Linked DNA regions of Homo sapiens: region 2 is linked to region 1. A link is an interaction called in ENCODE POLR2A ChIA-PET data of the cell type or tissue named here. Cell type or tissue: PC-9. All regions are shown on one strand. Links, peaks and the distances in the headings refer to the core of each region. The heading gives the core; the rest is flanking DNA. Region 1 overlaps PARD6G (par-6 family cell polarity regulator gamma). Region 2 holds the start of PARD6G-AS1 (PARD6G antisense RNA 1).

The links. ChIA-PET counts read pairs that join two places held together with the same protein. Peaks named below come from ENCODE experiments on the same cell type or tissue, not always from the same donor. Only the 100,000 strongest peaks of a DNase experiment are listed, where the experiment ranks them.
Region 2: POLR2A ChIA-PET joins it to region 1 with 10 read pairs; 6 of 35 experiments call an interaction of 5 or more read pairs at or near these places.

Annotation. Positions count from the first base shown.
Region 1 is chr18:80,228,064-80,236,396 of GRCh38, forward strand. All of the region lies in intron 1 of PARD6G (par-6 family cell polarity regulator gamma), which reads right to left. Among named protein-coding and RNA genes, the nearest start is that of PARD6G, 15 kb to the right of the region's middle. RefSeq lists an enhancer at 1-224. In PC-9, for the core only: no CTCF peak of the experiment used is centred there; no DNase peak of the experiment used is centred there.
Region 2 is chr18:80,142,591-80,150,923 of GRCh38, forward strand. PARD6G-AS1 (PARD6G antisense RNA 1) reads left to right here and starts at 5,334. Exons shown (of 3, transcript NR_028340.1): 1 at 5,334-5,664. RefSeq lists a silencer at 4,891-5,050 and enhancers at 5,741-5,840, 5,861-5,940. In PC-9, for the core only: no CTCF peak of the experiment used is centred there; no DNase peak of the experiment used is centred there.

The DNA of each region.
Region 1 (8,333 bases), core at 133-8,132:
CCCCAAGAGAGCTCAGTATACAGTAGATACTAAAAACATTTACTAAACGACAGGTGACCAGCGTGAGGCAGGCCCCACCTTTGTTCATCTGAGGAGTGGTTTCAAGGCCTCTGAGCACAGCTGGAAAAGGGCCCGACCTGGTGCTCAGGAAGTCACATCCCACGGGGGAGACGGCAGCGAGCAGAGAGACCCCAAGTGAAAACTGCGGAAGCCGCCATGGGGAGGTGAGGGGAGGTGAGCGGAGGGGAGGCCAGGGGAGGGGAGTTCCCGGACACACGGTCCTGGAGAACACAGGCCACATGCACAAGGCCACCCAGGTCCCTCTACATTGACCCCCAGCCTCCTCAATCAGCTCTGCTGGGTGAGTCGCAGGCACCAAGTGCCCCTACAGCTCACATTGTCTGCAAGGGGTCCCCACCCCCACAAGGCCCGCCCACCCCAGGCTTGCCCCAAGGTGCGCAGACTGTCTCTCGTCTAAGGTCCCAGACACCACAGGGTCTTGGCCCCCAGGCCCACAGACTGCATCTCCTAAGATGCAGCCCTGAAGCCCCACCCCCATCCACAGACTGCGCCTCCCACCTAAGGCCCCGCCCACTGAGGCCCCATCCCCTGCCCACAGACTGCGCCTCCCACCTAAGGCCCTTCTCCACCAAAGACCTGCCTCACACCCCCAGGGGCCTGCCTCCCATCTAAGGCCCCCACCCCAGGCCTACAGGTGAGAACAGTGAACAACTGCAGGTGATCAGAAACAGAGACAGATTCCCACAGGAAATGTTCATCAAAATACTTATAAGGGTGACAAATGGAAACAGTAAGTGCATCAAACACATGAAAGCACATTTCCAGGTGGAGATATGATGAAGCTAACAGAAGTGGGACTTATTTTATTTTAGAAGACGGAGTCTCACTCTGTCGCCCAGGCTGGAGTGCAGTGGCATGATCTTGGCTCACCATAACCTCCACCTCCTGGGTTCAAGCGATTCTCCTGCCTCAGCCTCCCGAGTAGCTGGGACTACAGGTGCATGCCACCACACCCGGCTAATTTTTTGTATTTTTAGTAGAGATGGGGTTTCACCATGTTGGCCAGGCTGGTCTTGCACTCCTGACCTTGTGATCCACCCACCTCGGTCTCCCAAAGTGCTGGGATTACAGGTGTGAGCCACCACAATTGGCCAGAAGTGGTATTTGAAAAGGATTTAAGGGCTCAAGGAAGCCTTTACAATATAGTAAATTTAAAAACACACACACAAAAACACAACACCGAATCTGCAGCGAGGTCCCAGTTAGGTCAGAAATTACCTTGGCACAAAACAGAGCAGATGGGCAAGGCCCCTGGGCTGGGAATCCTGTCTGAGCCAGGAGCCCCCTCAGGCCAAGGAAGTCAGGACCTCTGGGGCTGGGCCCAGGCAAGGTCATTTCAGAAAGTTCTAGCTCCTGCTCCTTGAGGATGTTCCTTGAACCAGAAGCATTCCCTGGAGCCAGCTGGAAATGCTCTACACCAGACCCGGAGTCCAAATCTGCACTCTCATGGGAGTCAGGGCTCATGTGCACATTAAAGGTTGCACAACTGACCTGTCTTCGTGTAGCTGATGGTTTGCTCGAGCCAGAAGTTAGACAGTAATCCACACATGCAAATATGTAATTGCAAACTCTGAGAGATGCAAATGAAGACTGTAAAACACAGGCCCTAATTTAAACTCAGGGAATAAGGAGTGGAAATAACTGGGTGAAGCGTGAGGACAGAGAGCATTTCATCCCATGGCACAACCAAAGGAGCCTGGACAGCCCCAGGAATGAGGAGGGCAGTGTGGGCGGCCAGGCAAACAGGACTGTGTGTGTCTGAGATGCTCCAGGGACGTGTTGACACAGGGAGTTGGCTCCAGGACGTGCTGGGGGCCTTCAGGTGTCTCCCACATTCCCCCACGCATCCAGGTGGGTCATAGGGTCACAGTGTCACCATTTCAGAGGAAGAAGACCCTCAAGTCTCACTGTCAGGGTGGGGTCACATGCCCAGCTCTAAACCATTCACTGGCAGGGGCTGAGACTCGCCTTAGACTGTCAGAGCCCCTGGCCTACAGCAGGGTCTGTTGGGAGGGGATGGCGATGCTGGCCTACCATCCAAGCCCAGACGCATTCCAGCTGTAAAGGATCTCACGCGTGTGCATGGCAAACATGAGCTGCCTCAGACCTTCAAGCCGGGGAGCACCTGTGCACATCTGTGCCCTGTAGGAAACTAAGAAACACAGAAAGAACTCCATGTAGGAAAAGAGAGTGCAACAGGTCTTAAAGAAATACAGGCGGTCATCCTAATGAGGAACCTGTTGGAGCGTGGGACTCGGCAGTAGTTTGCTATAGAATGACTTCTTGGGCTGACACGTTGGGACGGTTTAAAATCGGGCCACACACCTATGAGTCAGATGAGGTGGAGCCTGGCGCCTGCCTAGGTGCTGTCCACCCAAGATCCAGAGTGATGATGGTGCAGCCGTTGGCACTCGCAGAACTGCCCAGACGAGCATCATGCCAGACTGTGCAGGGTGACGGCTAAACCCACTGTACCCTGTGGCCCCTCTGAGCACAGACAGTCCCTGCAGAGGGCCTGCCATTCTGGTTCATGCATGTGTTCTGGACCAATGCACCCAGCACTGCTAAATGTAGGAGGTGGGAGGGGTAGCAGTGAGGGAGGGGTAGCAGTGGAGGACACAGAGGTCTATGAACATGGTCTCCGTCCAGAAGGGATTTACCATACAGGAGAGAAGTCAGAGTCTCTGCCAAGCTTTGTGTGCATGCTCTCTGTAATCCTGATGGCAACCCTAGGGAGGTGTCACTGTTCCCACTTTACAAACCAGGAGACTGAAACCTAGAGGGGTTCAATAACCTGCCCATAGTCACAAGGCTAGTAAATGAAGGACCTGAGGCTGAATTCAAAAAGGGAATTTGGAAAAGACCTAAAGAGCTACAGTGATGGGAGAGAGAATTCCAAATGGAAGGTCAGGGACAAGGGGTGCCCTTTGTGAGAAGGAACACCCCAGGTGGGAGGGGATGCCCCTCATGGAGGGAATGGACAAGGATGGCCCATCAGCAAGGGAGTGGGATGAACGGGCCAGGGTTACTCCAGAAGCAACTAAGGGCTCAGGAGACTCTAGTGCTGAGAGGTAGGGCCAGGGGAAAGGTGCTGGGGGTTGGCCTGGGCCCAAGTGTGTGAGGCGTGAGCACAGGCTGCGCATCTGTCCCTGCCTTCATAAGACTTTCCTGAAAGGTAAATTCACTTAGGCAGAAGCCTCGAACTCCAGCCCGTGGAAGAAAGTGGGGTCCCATTCCGATGTGAGCTCATGATACATGGAGGAATTAGGCAGTTCTGCATCCGAGCTGTGCTGCCCACTGGGAGCGGCTGAGGGGATGCAGGCTGGGTCACTGGAGTTGTACAAATACAGACAGACAACATAGCAAAGCTGCAAAGAGCCAGGCTCTGAGTGGACACACCTGGGTTCCAATCCTCACCTGTACTGGCTGTGTAACTCTGGATAATTTATTCAACTTCTCTGATCCTGTTCCTCCTTCATAAAATAGATAAAAACATTCATCCCAGGGTTGTGGTGAGACTCTAATATGAACACATGTCCTGTGTTCAATATAGGCCCTGGTGAGCGAGTGAGACTCCAGCCAATGGGAGCAATTCACTCGCTCAACTTGCTCACCAAGCTGTTTGTTCTCCCCCAGGCCTAGAGACGGGTTCGGCATCTCACAGGCATCCACAGGGATGGCTGCCGAGCCCTTCTCAAAAACCCAAAGTTGCAAGCACAGTAAAGGCAGACCTCTTGCATGTATGGAGTTATAATAGCACAGGATAGTAAGCCTGTTTTGGGCTCACACTGTGGGCCTGAGCTGCTGGCAGATTCAGCCTTCCGGCAGCTGAACCACAAGCCCTAATCTCTGAGCAGAAGCCACTGCGTTCCTACACTTGTCCCTTCACTGCTGGCAGGTAGCTGTTTTTCAGGGCATTTTTAAAAAATGAAATAACCTTTTAGTAATTCCATGAGTGAAAAGCTGTGCTCATGAGTGTGACCAGAGCCAGCAGCTCTGGGTGGAGATAAAGAGTGGTAGGTTCTGCCCCCGCCCCCCAAGCCACACAATTCAACAGGCCTCTGCTAGGTGGTGTCCACACCAGGGACTGGGTGGGTGGGATGGGTCACCAGGAGTACTCTGACCTCCACTGCAGAAAGCCTACTGCGGGGCTGCTGAAGCAAGTGGATGAGGTGGCCAGGCCTGCAGTCCTGGGCCTGTGCTCCTTGCATGTATTAGTCCGTTTTCACGCTGCTGATAAAGACATACCCGAGACTGGGAAGTAAAAGAGGTTTAATTGGACTTACAGTTCCACATGGCTGGGGAGGCCTCAGAATCATGGTGGGAGGTGAAAGGCACTTCTTACATGGTGGCAGCAAGAAAAAAATGAGGAAGATATGAAAGTGGAAACCCCTGATAAAACCATCAGATCTCATGAGACTTATTCACTACCACGAGAACAATGTGGGGGAAACTGCCCCCATGATTCAAATTATCTCCCACCAGGTCCCTCCCACAACACGTGGGAGTTATGAGAGTACAATTCAAGATGAGATTTGGGTGAGGACACAGCCAAGCCATATCACTACACCTGCCCCATCTCCACCAGACAGACTGGACACAAGGCCAAACACGCCCACACCAGCATTCATGGGCAGGATCAGAGGCTCAGGCAGCTGAGGAGAGGGTCTAAGATGCATGAGGGCATTTAGGAAGCAGCCCATCCCTGAGTGGTGTCCTTCCTACAACCCACGGGGCCACATCCCTGGGGAACTGCTACCAGCTCATGGTGCAGGACAGGTGAGTGTGGGCTCACAGGTAAACCCTCCTGAGGGACAGACCTCCTTGCACACAGGGACCTGGGGCTGCTCATCTCCTGAGGAGTGGAGTGGGGCCTCCTCAACAGTGAGACCCTCAAGGGACAGAGCTCCACACACGCAGGGACCCCAGCTGCTCATCTCCTGAGGAGTGGAGTGGGGCTTCGTCAACATACCATTTATTTCAATTGCATCTCTCTGATGTCTGCTGCTCCTGTCCATGCAGACACACAGTGTCACCTTCCAGGCAAACTATCCTACCTCTGACAAAGGAGAACATTCATGCAAAGTTTTTAAACAAAACAAAGCCACCTGAGGAGGTACAGGATTTAACATTCAGCATCAATCACTCATGTGCCACCGCATAGCCGGTGACTGGAACCGGCGGGTCTCACACAGGACCCAGGAGGCCTGTCCCCACAGCTGGGCCTGCACTCCCTCTCATCCCTGCACCAGTACAGGTGCTGATGGGCCCAAGGTGACTGCAGGCCATGGGGGTCAGTGCCACTTCCTCTCCCTCATGAAGGACCACTTTGAAGCCAGAGAAGTTTATTTTGTCCCAAGGAAACACCCCCTTATTATTGCAGACACCAGCAAGGCATGAGGTCAGGACTGTGGGTGGAAAGCCAGTCAGGGAGGCCCCTGAGCCACGGGATACAGGTGCTAACATTGCTTTTGTTTCCAAATCCTCTAGAACAGCTGATCACCTAAAAATGACAGCTGTAACAGCCCCAAACTCCTTTCACAGCCTTAACCAGGAACCTCAGGGGCCTCACACCCGCACCCAGGTCCCCAGAAAGGGGCCTCTTGAGGGCTTATGCACAGGCGTACTGTCCATCCTGTCTCAGAAGCAAAGGCAAAAAGAGAGATCTCACACCTTAGAACTGACTGATTTATAACCCAGCTTTTGACAAGCGTACTGATGTGATAAGACAGAAAATAAATGCACCCATTCAGCAGGCAGGCTTTTAGGAGGAGCGGAGAGATTCACACAGTGCTCTGACGGCCCTCGAGACACAAAGGCTTCACGAACACCCTCCGAGTGTAGAAGGGATGAGCTGCCAACCAGGCAACCCAGGCACACCTCCCAGGCTGAAGGTGGAGTGGAAGCTCTTGGCCCTGCGGGTGTCCACAGCTCACCATGAGTGAAGCTGCTGTGAGGTCTTCATTCCACATGTCAAGTTCAGGCACGTTTTCCAAGAAAGATTGTCCAACTTTCATTGTACACAAAGGGCCCCAGCACAGCGATGTCCTGGACCTCTGGCACAGTGTCAGGCCTGTTCTCATCTCAGGTCCCAGCTTCTCCCACAACATCCAGCCCACCAGAGGGACCCCAGAGATTGATCAGCTGGTGTGAACTCAAGGAAAGCCAGGAAATGCATAAGAACAGCCAATCAAACCACAGAATTCGAAGAAGGGTTGTGAAAGCCCTTCACACATCAGCAGTAGGGACCTTAAATTCTGTAAGATAAAGGATCTTTTCTGATTTTGATTAATCCACAAATAGCTAATAAGTTGTGGTTCAAGGCCTCCAGGACCTACAACTGCCTCACCCCAAATCCAGACAGGGGTCACAGTCTCTGTGTACACCAGAGCCAGGAACAATCCCAATGCTGAGTCATAGGTAAGATCAATGACCGAGATCACCCCCATAGGGCAGACTTGCATCACTGAAAGCCAGTATTAGTGGGGCATGGTGGTGTGCACCTGTAGTCCCAGCTACTCGGGAGGGAGGCTGAGACAGGAGGATCACTCAAGCCCAGGTGAGTGACTGGTGAGACTCACCAGTCACCAAGTCAAGGTGACTGTAATGACAAAGAAGGCCATTACATAATGGTAAAGGGATCAATTCAACAAGAAGAGCTAACTATCCTAAATATATATGCACCCAATACAGGAGCACCCAGATTCATAAAGCAAGTCCTTAGAGACCTATAAAGAGACTTAGACTCCCACACAATAATAATGGGAGACTTTAACACCCCACTGTCAACATTAGACAGATCAACGAGACAGAAAATTAACAAGGATATCCAGGAATTGAACTCAGCTCTGCACCAAGCAGACCTAATAGAAATCTACAGAACTCTCCACCCCAAATCAACAGAATATACATTCTTCTCACCACCACACCACACCTATTCCAAAATTGACCACATAGTTGGAAGTAAAGCACTCCTCAGCAAATGTAAAAGAATAGAAATTATAACAAACTGTCTCTCAGACCACAGTGCAATCAAACTAGAACTCAGGATTAAGAAACTCACTCAAAACCACTCAACTACATGGAAACTGAACAACCTGCTCCTGAATGACTACTGGGTACATAACAAATTGAAGGCAGAAATAAAGATGTTCTTTGAAACCAACGAGAACAAAGACACAACATACCAGAATCTCTGGGACACATTCAAAGCAGTGTGTAGAGGGAAATTTATAGCACTAAATGCCCACAGGAGAAAGCAGGAAAGATCTAAAATTGATACCCTAACATCACAATTAAAAGAACTAGAGAAGCAAGAGCAAACACATTCAAAAGCTAGCAGAAGGCAAGAAAGAACTAAGATCAGAGCAGAACTGAAGGAGATAGAGACACAAAAAACCCTTCAAAAAAATCAATGAATCCAGGAGCTGGTTTTTTGAAAAGATCAACAAAATTGATAGACCGCTAGCAAGACTAATAAAGAAGAGAGAAGAATCAAATAGAAGCAATAAAAAATGATAAAGGGAATATCGCCACCGATCCCACAGAAATACAAACTACCATCAGAGAATACTATAAACACCTCTACACAAACTAGAAAATCTAGAAGAAATGGATAAATTCCTCGACACATACACCCTCCCAAGACTAAACCAGGAAGAAGTTGAATCTCTGAATAGACCAATAACAGGCTGTGAAATTGAGGCAATAATTAATAGCTTAGCAACCAAAAAAAGTCCAGGACCAGATGGATTCACAGCCGAATTCTACCAGAGGTACAAGGAGGAGCTGGTACCATTCCTTCTGAAACTATTCCAATCAATAGAAAAAGAGGGAATCCTCCCTAACTCATTTTATGAGGCCAGCATCATCCTGATACCAAAGCCTGGCAGAGACATAACAAAAAAAGAGAATTTTAGACCAATATCGCTGATGAGCATCGATGCAAAAACCCTCAATAAAATACTGGCAAACCAAATCCAGCAGCACATCAAAAAGCTTATCCACCACGATCAATTGGGCTTCATCCCTGGGATGCAAGGCTGGTTCAACAAGCACAAATCAATAAACGTAATCCAGCATATAAACAGAACCAACGACAAAAACCACATGATTATCTCAACAGATGCAGAAAAGGCCTTTGACAAAATTCAACAATGCTTCATGCTAAAAACTCTCAATAAATTAGGTATTGATGGGACGTATCTCAAAATAATAAGAGCTATCTATGACAAACCCACAGCCAATATCAT
Region 2 (8,333 bases), core at 222-8,221, 85 kb before region 1:
CTGGTGGTGCTGTCAACAATAACAACATAGAGATGGTTACCAGAGCAGTTCCTATGTGCCAGGTGCCATTCTAAACATTTTGCATGTTAAATTTGATAGTGACAATATATTAGTGACGAAGAATGATAGTCCTGAGTTAGTGAAAACAACGATAAAAAAATGCATGCAGTTTTGCTGTTTAGATTCTCTCTGCTGAATTTTCATGAACTAAGCAACAAAATTGCCATCTATGAAGTACTGCTGGAAGTTTCTCTTATGGTTATTAAGTGTCCAGTTTCTTCAAGCTAATTTCTTTTCATAGGTGGTGAAAGTAAGTGTGAGATGTTTCTGATGATGAGGGCTTACTTGGTAGCACACCTGCTAACTCAGGCTTCTGCAAGTTCGGCTTTCTGTTGTGCAGATGCTACACCACAGCTTTAGAATTCTGATTTTTGATCATTTGTCCTAAGTACTAAGTCTTTAATATTAACTGCAAGTTTAAATGTCATTTTAGCAATATAGAGGTTATGTAGGGAAGCTGTTTTCATATTTTGTGAATGTGCCTAAAAATACATTACTTAGAACAGTACCCAGCCCTTCACTTTCTTCAGATCCTAAACTCAGGAGTTTCTTAATTTATGATCCATGAACTCCCTTGGGTAAAAAGTGTAAATATGTGACCTAGAAGGTTGGAAAAATGTTAAAGTCTAGAATATTATCAGATTTTTCATAATAGAGAGTTAAAATGAGAATGTACTTAACTACCAACCTCAAAGACCTATGCTTATATGGGGACTGCTGTCTAGGAGACCACCTTATAAAGTAGATGAAACGCCAGAGCCTGTGGTGTCTGAAAGGGATCTTTAGGCCCATCATGGTGTCCAGTTCAAAACAAATACTAATACCAGTCATTCACGCAAATGATTCAGCTGTGCATTTTGAGAGGAAAAATATATGTAAGGTTGCTAAACAGTAGCTAGTGTTGTTCTTCATGGCCTTTTAAAGAGGGTGCTCCAGACCCACTTATCTTCATTTTGCTCATCACCAGCAACATGATTTCTTTTTTTTTGCATGCTCATCTCTGAACTAAACATTATTTCTTTTAAAAAAGAAAATACATAAAGTCCTTTTCAGAAGGGAACTTTCCGATAAGAATTTAAGATATTTAAAGTGTAAACTAAACTTTGGCAGCCACATAGACGTCTATGTTTGCTGTATGCAAACTAAGCTGTGAGGTCATACTTTCAAATACAAATACAGAATTAATTGCAATGAATCAATGTATTTTTTTTCCAGAAATTGTGTAGTTTCCTACAGTTTTGAACCCATGATATGGAAAGTTTAATGTTAAATAATTTGTCATTCACCTAAAAGTGCACTAGAAAAAATAGAACATTAGCAATGAATCATAAGGCTTTAGTGGTTCAGTGGTTCTTCTGACAGTAATCTTTCTGTGTTAGATGTATGTGTATCTCGAAAGAGTCATAAAATTCATAAAAACATCCTGTGAGAGTCACAGATCCATTCACTCGTTGGACTTCCTGGCCTCCTACCAAGCAGCTTGTTTAGAATGGGAAGACTGAATATATGGAAAAACCACACAAGACAGTTTGCTGAAAATAAAAACAATTCAAACTCCAAGCATCACATATATATAATTAGGATCCCAAATTTGGACTCTTATAAGCTACAAATGCTTGAAAGAGTCCCTGTGTAGGCCCAGATTAGACGTCTCATTACAACAAGGAAAGTGATCTTTGGTCCTAAAAAGGATGGGAGATTCATCCACCGTTTGTTATTATATTGTGGAAAACAGCTTATGAAAATAACTGGGAATTTATAAGAGGTCATTTTAAAGAGATTAGGAATTTTTTAGGGAAGGTCATTTTTGGCTATTAAAACATTTTTCTAGGTTTTATATGTGCTTTCAAATGATTAAATATATCAGTAAGACTACACGAAAGGAGAGGACAGAATTGAAGGGGAGGGCAAGGATTTTTGGAATGCACTTGGGAATTCCAAGTTCAGCCCTGCTCTGTTGCCCTGCTCTGTCCCCTGCTCCCATTTCCAGCCCCACGACCCCTTTGGGATGAAGCAGCTTGGGTGTCTAATTGTGTTGGTTCTAAGGCTGCCACTCTTCTGGTTATGTCTCACATGTTGTTAGAAAATTGATAACCTCATCCCAGAACTGCACATTGTATTTACAGTGGTTCTCTGTACCCCCATTTCCTAGTCACAAACGACTTCACTTCTGACTTCATTTTTTATTCATAGGTGATAGTAGTGATCATCTTTGTCTAATAAGCTCCTAATTGAGAAGTGAGCAGAATACATCTGTATCAACTCCCAGTGCTGTACATTTTCTAGCCATTTCCTAGCTATTTGTAGCATCGGTTTTTTGTTTTTGTTTTTTTGCTTTGATATAATATTCCGTGTTTAACTGGTTTGATAAATTAGGGTAAAAGTTGAGATACTAAAAATAGATGTGTTGCTACTAAAATGCTAAACATGGTTTCAGTTCAGTATCTTATGAAAAACAAAGTTCAGTATGAAATCTGTTTAGTAATAAAGTTAGACTGTCTAGGGACATCACCATGTCTATCAGTTCTTACCTATTTGAGTCCTACTTAGAAATCCTTAAAAACATTTTTAGAATGCACATGGTTTTGTCTAAATTAAACTTCTAGTTTCCAGGGTCAAAATACTTATCCATAATGTCTGAAGGACTTGGTATAATTTAACAATATCCTGAATCTAATTTCTCAACACTAAAGAAGTTCTGACTATGACTACATAAGCTTCTACATCTGAGAACCCATGCCAAGTTCTTGCTCCCTTGGCCTGCTTTTCCGTTTACAAAAAGTGGGGGTGGGAGCAGTAGGATGATTCCTTCTGTGTTTCTTAAAGGTGTTTTCAGTATAATCATGTTTATTTTCCATGTGCTAGAAGTGGGGACTGGATCTTTGCCATTTCCTGAACAGTTAATTAGCAAGCTGCTTACCTGCAGTGATCTGCAAATTCATTGATGCCACACCCTGCTCTCCTGAAGGGTTGTCATGGTGGCTGCAGGCAAAGACTGAACAGGCAGATTCAGAGTTCAGAAAACAGCGTATTCCTGAGCGGGACTAGATGTCTTTTTGCTTTCTAATACAAAGTCCAGATCATTTGAACTCAGACTTCGGAGATTAGCATAACTGTCTTGATAAGTTTGCTCTCTTTACGTCTCTCTGTAACAAGGTCTTTCTGCCTGTGGTAGCCCTCCGGAGAAGTGATGTGCAGAAGAGATCACCAGGAAGAACGTGCCAGAATGATTGCTTTTATTTAAAATCTACCATCCATTAACTTAAAGGTTAAGCTGCCACCTACATTTGGCAATGTTATATGCTTCTAACAGTGTTTTCTCACTGTTAAAATGTTTGTGCATATAATTTAAGATTATAGAGTATACCTACTCCATGAGCAATAGTATAAATATTTTACCATAGGGCTAATACTGCAGACCTTTCTTCCTAAAGCAGTAAAGTATCTTGGACCAAATTTCCCTGGTTATATTACCACATACATTTATCTCCTATTAAAGTTTATATTGACTTTAGATAACATTTCCAGTAGTTGAAAGATGCTAATGAAATATAAAGGGCAACTTGCAGTCTGATAAAATTACACGATGAGGTGCTTCAGCTGTTGAACACAGTGAAGTAACTGCTGAGCTGGTTATGTCCCTTATGATTTTATTTGTATTGAGTTCATTTGAATCTTTCAAGTTGACCCTGTGTGTCTGCTTTGTTTCAGTGGCCTTAGCAGAGGTGTGCAGTACCCTTTCGTTTACGAGATTAGGGGAGTACCACAAATCTAAAACCTAAGAATAAAGGGTGAGATTAAAGCATGTTACTCTGACTCTACATCATTTTGGGTAAAATGTGATCTTCATTACTACTTTCATATATATAGGTTTCTAAAATTTGTTGAAATCAGTCATTAACGCTGGACCAGAAGAGTTCAGGTGGATTAATCTGTCATCACTGTGGGCTCTTGGGGGTATGGCTGGCTTGAGTCTGTTTAGATTGCTTCCAAGCCCTTTCTGTTGATTTTGTCCATTTTCTCTACAGCTCCTATGAGTTGGTGTTACATTGCTATTGACCAAAAGCCTGAACTGCCCTAGATATTTAAATTCTAATATTTACTTGCCAGGCGCTAATGGACACAATCATAACCCAAAATGAAAATATAGTAAATCAAATAGCTTTTTTTCTGCTGTGAATTCAGCTGGCATCTGGATATTTGAATAGACCAATTAAAAATACAAGTATCTTGGCAACTTCATTGCTACATCTTAGTGTTTAAATTACAGCAGTATTAGAGATATAAACCAAACATACCTTATCTAACATCCCCCAAAACTCATCAATTCTAATTCTAGTTAGAAAGTCTTCAAGACTCCTGTCTAAAGCTTTGATTTGTAATAAATAGGATTAACTAAGTTTGTGCATTTATGAATAGAATCTTTAACAGTTTTTAAGAACTCTGCAAAGGATAGCATTGGTTATTAACTTGATAATTTCATTAAATTTTTTTCTTGAGACAGGGTCTCACTCTGTCGCCCAGGCTGGAGTGCAGTGGTGTGTGTGATCTCGGCTCACCGTAGCCTCCGCCTCTGGGGCTCAAGCGCTTCTCCGGGCTCGGCCTTTCAAAGTGCTGGGACTACACGCGTGTGAGGCACTGTGCCTGGCCAACTTGATAATTTCAATAGCAAAACGGTATCCTATAGAAGGCTTGTTTCTTAGTTGGTATAAGTTGCTAAGTAATCATTAATTCAACTCGATAAACCTGGTGGGTTTTGTGTTTCGTTCGTGTCATTTGTGAAGCCCGACAGGAAGAGTGGAGCCCTGCGCTGTGTGCGTGCGTTTTAAAGCGTGCTGGAAACGTCTACAATGGCAGCGCAGCCAGCAGCCACGCGGCCTTGGCCACCCCCGAGCTCACGGCCGCAGCTCGGCCCGGGCCCCCTGGACGTCCGCCCTGGGCAGGGGCCGCCGCCTCCGAACGCATCTCTGCCTCCCTAGGACGAGGCAGCCGAGGGAGGAGAGCGGCCAGGACTGCGCTGTGGCTGGACGGCGGATGAGGCTTCTTTCAACAAGGCGAGTTTCAGTGAGAAATGCGTGATGCTTTTGATGTTTCAACAGAATATTGTTTCTAAGATTATGTATCTTGCACGTTTGGCACTTGAGGGGGTGCTCATCTTTTGATTCCGCTATTGAGGTAGAGGCGGGACGGGGGAAGCAGCTTTCAGTAAGACCCGCCCGCTCTTGCCCTGTCAGTTTACCATTGCCATGGCAACACCCGGAAGTTGCCGCCCCCTTTCCATGGCAACACCCTGATGGCCGAAAGTTACTACCCTTATTCCAGAAATCTCTGCATAATCTGTCGGTTTGCATATAATTAACAGTGGCTATAAATGTGAGTGCAGCCCTGTCCTGTCCTCAGCTGCTGCCCTGGGCGCACTGCCTTGCGGGTCACTGTGGCTGCTCCTGTGCTTCAGCGGGACTAGAAGCTGCCGCCCACGGGCAGCGGGGAAGAAATCTGGGCAAAGCCATGAGCCCTCCGAGGCTGAGCTCCAGTTTAGGGGCTCACCTGCCTTGCATCGTTCCGAGTCCTGTACTGGACTGCATCAGGCCGCGTCTCCTCAGGGTGAGTACTTGTGGCCTCAGGGTAAAGGGCTTTTCTCAGGACGCGAGGCCATTGCTGGGAGAGGCAGATTAGGCTGGGGATCCGGACTCCGTTCCTAGCATCTGCTACCTCAGGACGGAGACGAACATGCTATAAAATGTTTAACCGTGTGATAACAACTCTCCTAGAAAGGAAAGGGGATGCCCCTGAGGAGACTCGGTGCTCCCCACAGAACTCCCCAGCGATCCCAGATGGGAGAAGCTGAGCTGCGCGGGCGCTGCCCTCACTCCGGGGGTGAAACGTGGCTGTGATTTCCACAGGTGACAGAAACCAGGCAGTGATTCAACTCGTATTTGACTTTCACATTCTCCAGCAATGTTCTTCAATCTGGGAAGGGTAGAAAATTAAAGAAAGGTAAGGAGAGTTAAAAAATGAGATCATTTCAAAGTAGATGCAGTCTTGAAGCCCAAATGAATTACGAGATCCAGTTTGAAAGCTGCTGCAGAAGTGATTTCAGAATCGCGCGGTGGCTCCGGAATGGGGAACTGCTGCTGAAAGAGGTCGGAAAGGGTGGGGACTGAATTTCGGGTAAGAGGACGCCAGTGGTTCTGGAGCACGCGGCCTTCAGCCATGCCTGCGTTCACAAGTACATTATTTCAGACTCACTCCAAGTTTACATCTCTAAGCCCATCCAAGCCATGGCAGCGCGAACCTCTCCCTCCCCCAGCTCAAGGCCTCTGGGCCCCCAGGACAGAGGACAGAAGAGCCAGCCCCTCCTGGCTCAGGGTTGCCGGGACCCCGTGATGGCTGCTGTGCCTCTCCTGAGGTGCCAGGTGAGAGCTGAGACTTCTGCTCCCGCTGCACCAGCTCCGTTTGTCTCCAGGCGCAGTGTCAGTCTCGTTCTTTAAGCGCTTCTGAGGTCCCATCAGCACAGGTCTCGTCTTACCTGGAAAGGCTTGTTGCCTTGTGCCTGGGACTTTTTATTCTGTGCTTTTCTTCTGGATATTAAATTTCATATCCACGCTTGCTTGTCACTCAGACCTTATTGCCCTCTCCCTCCCATTGGAACACTCTAGTCATTTCTGTTTTCAACTGTAAACCAGTCTCATTCATGGTGAGAAATTAATGCTCCCTGGGTGTGGTCAGCAGACGGTATCAAACCATGCAATCTTTTAAGGTCCATTCAAACACAGACCTCCAAAATGATTTATTGTTACACATATTATGGTCATAAGGCGTTTTCAAATCATAGGTAAACAGGACAGTGTATGTGTGCAAAAGAATGATTGTGCCCAGAAATCTCGGTAAACAGGTCAACTAAGAGCCCAAAATATATTTCTAGAGTGCTTACACCCAGAAGTGAGTACTGATTTGCTTTTAATTAATATTTGGAATGAATGGGGTGCCAGGAGGACCCAAGTATGAAGTATTTATGTGGGTGGTGAGACTAGGAGTGATTTTGTTGTGTTTTTATATTTTAAAAATTTTCTAAAATGAATGTGCATTTAGTCCTCTAAAAATATAAGTGGTGTCCCATTTAACAGTGCTACCAGTTGGAAAAAGGGATTAACCCTATTTACCCAATTTATTGTATATAAAGTTGTTGCTGTCATTGTTGAAATTAGGTGCTGCTAGATTGTGCAAGTATCAAAGTTCAAAAAAAGTGGGTCATCTGATTGGTTGTTGATCACTGCAACAGCAAAGTTCTAGGCAATTAATGTTTTTGTTACTTTTGAAACATAAGGGCAAGGAATTAACAAAAAGTGTGTGGGACAGGGACAACTCCTCCCCTCTGGCCTCATAACAATGTTCTTGAAGTTTGCTTTTTCTTCTCTACCACTTGCATTTGCTAAGCAGAAAGTGTTGGGGTGTGTACTCCACAGGAGTGGTTCACTGAGGTGATGCTGCCCTGCACCAGCACCCTGAGGTGAGGAGACTGCTTTGGGGCAGGCAAGGGGCCAGGAGAGAGCAAACAAGTATTATTTTTCCTGTGTGTAGACTCATATTTAATAATTGTTGAAGAAAAAAGCCTTAACACCACATGTAGCAAGTTTTAATAGAGTTTTCTGATTACCTTGGTCCCATGGCTGACCAGTGACCGCCATTATGCCTGCAGAGATGGGATGGTGAGCCATCATTTCTCCTTCCTCTTTCCTGAAACTAGTTCTGATACCATCAGTGGCTTAGTCTCTATATGTCCATCAGATCCTGCCCAATGCTGGGGACAAAACATGAATGAAATGGAGTTACCCCTCAAAGAGCTCCCAGCTCTAAAGCCATGATCCTGTGCTCCATCAATACACAGGAGCAAGGGGGAAGGCAGATGTTCCAGGAGGAGCAGAGAAGGCTTCACAGAGGGAGGCAGCACAGCCGACCTCAAGTGTGAAGGGAAGCTGCAGGGGAAGTGCAGAGCAGTCCCTTTCAGGCCAAGCAACAGCACAAAATACCTTTGAGACATAGACATATGAGAGGCACAGCTCATTTGAGGAGCATTGAAGAGTTTAGGGGCACAGAATTAGACTTCAGGGTTAAGTTCAGGACCTGGGATCAGAGTCTGGTAAGTTTAAAGGTTCTTGAAATAATTCTAGTAAATAAATAAATGTGGTAAGACAGTGCAGCAGTACAGGTGCAGAAGCTTCAGAAGCCGTCCTTTCTCCTCTCCTCATCCTCTTCCTTCCCTCTCAGCCCTA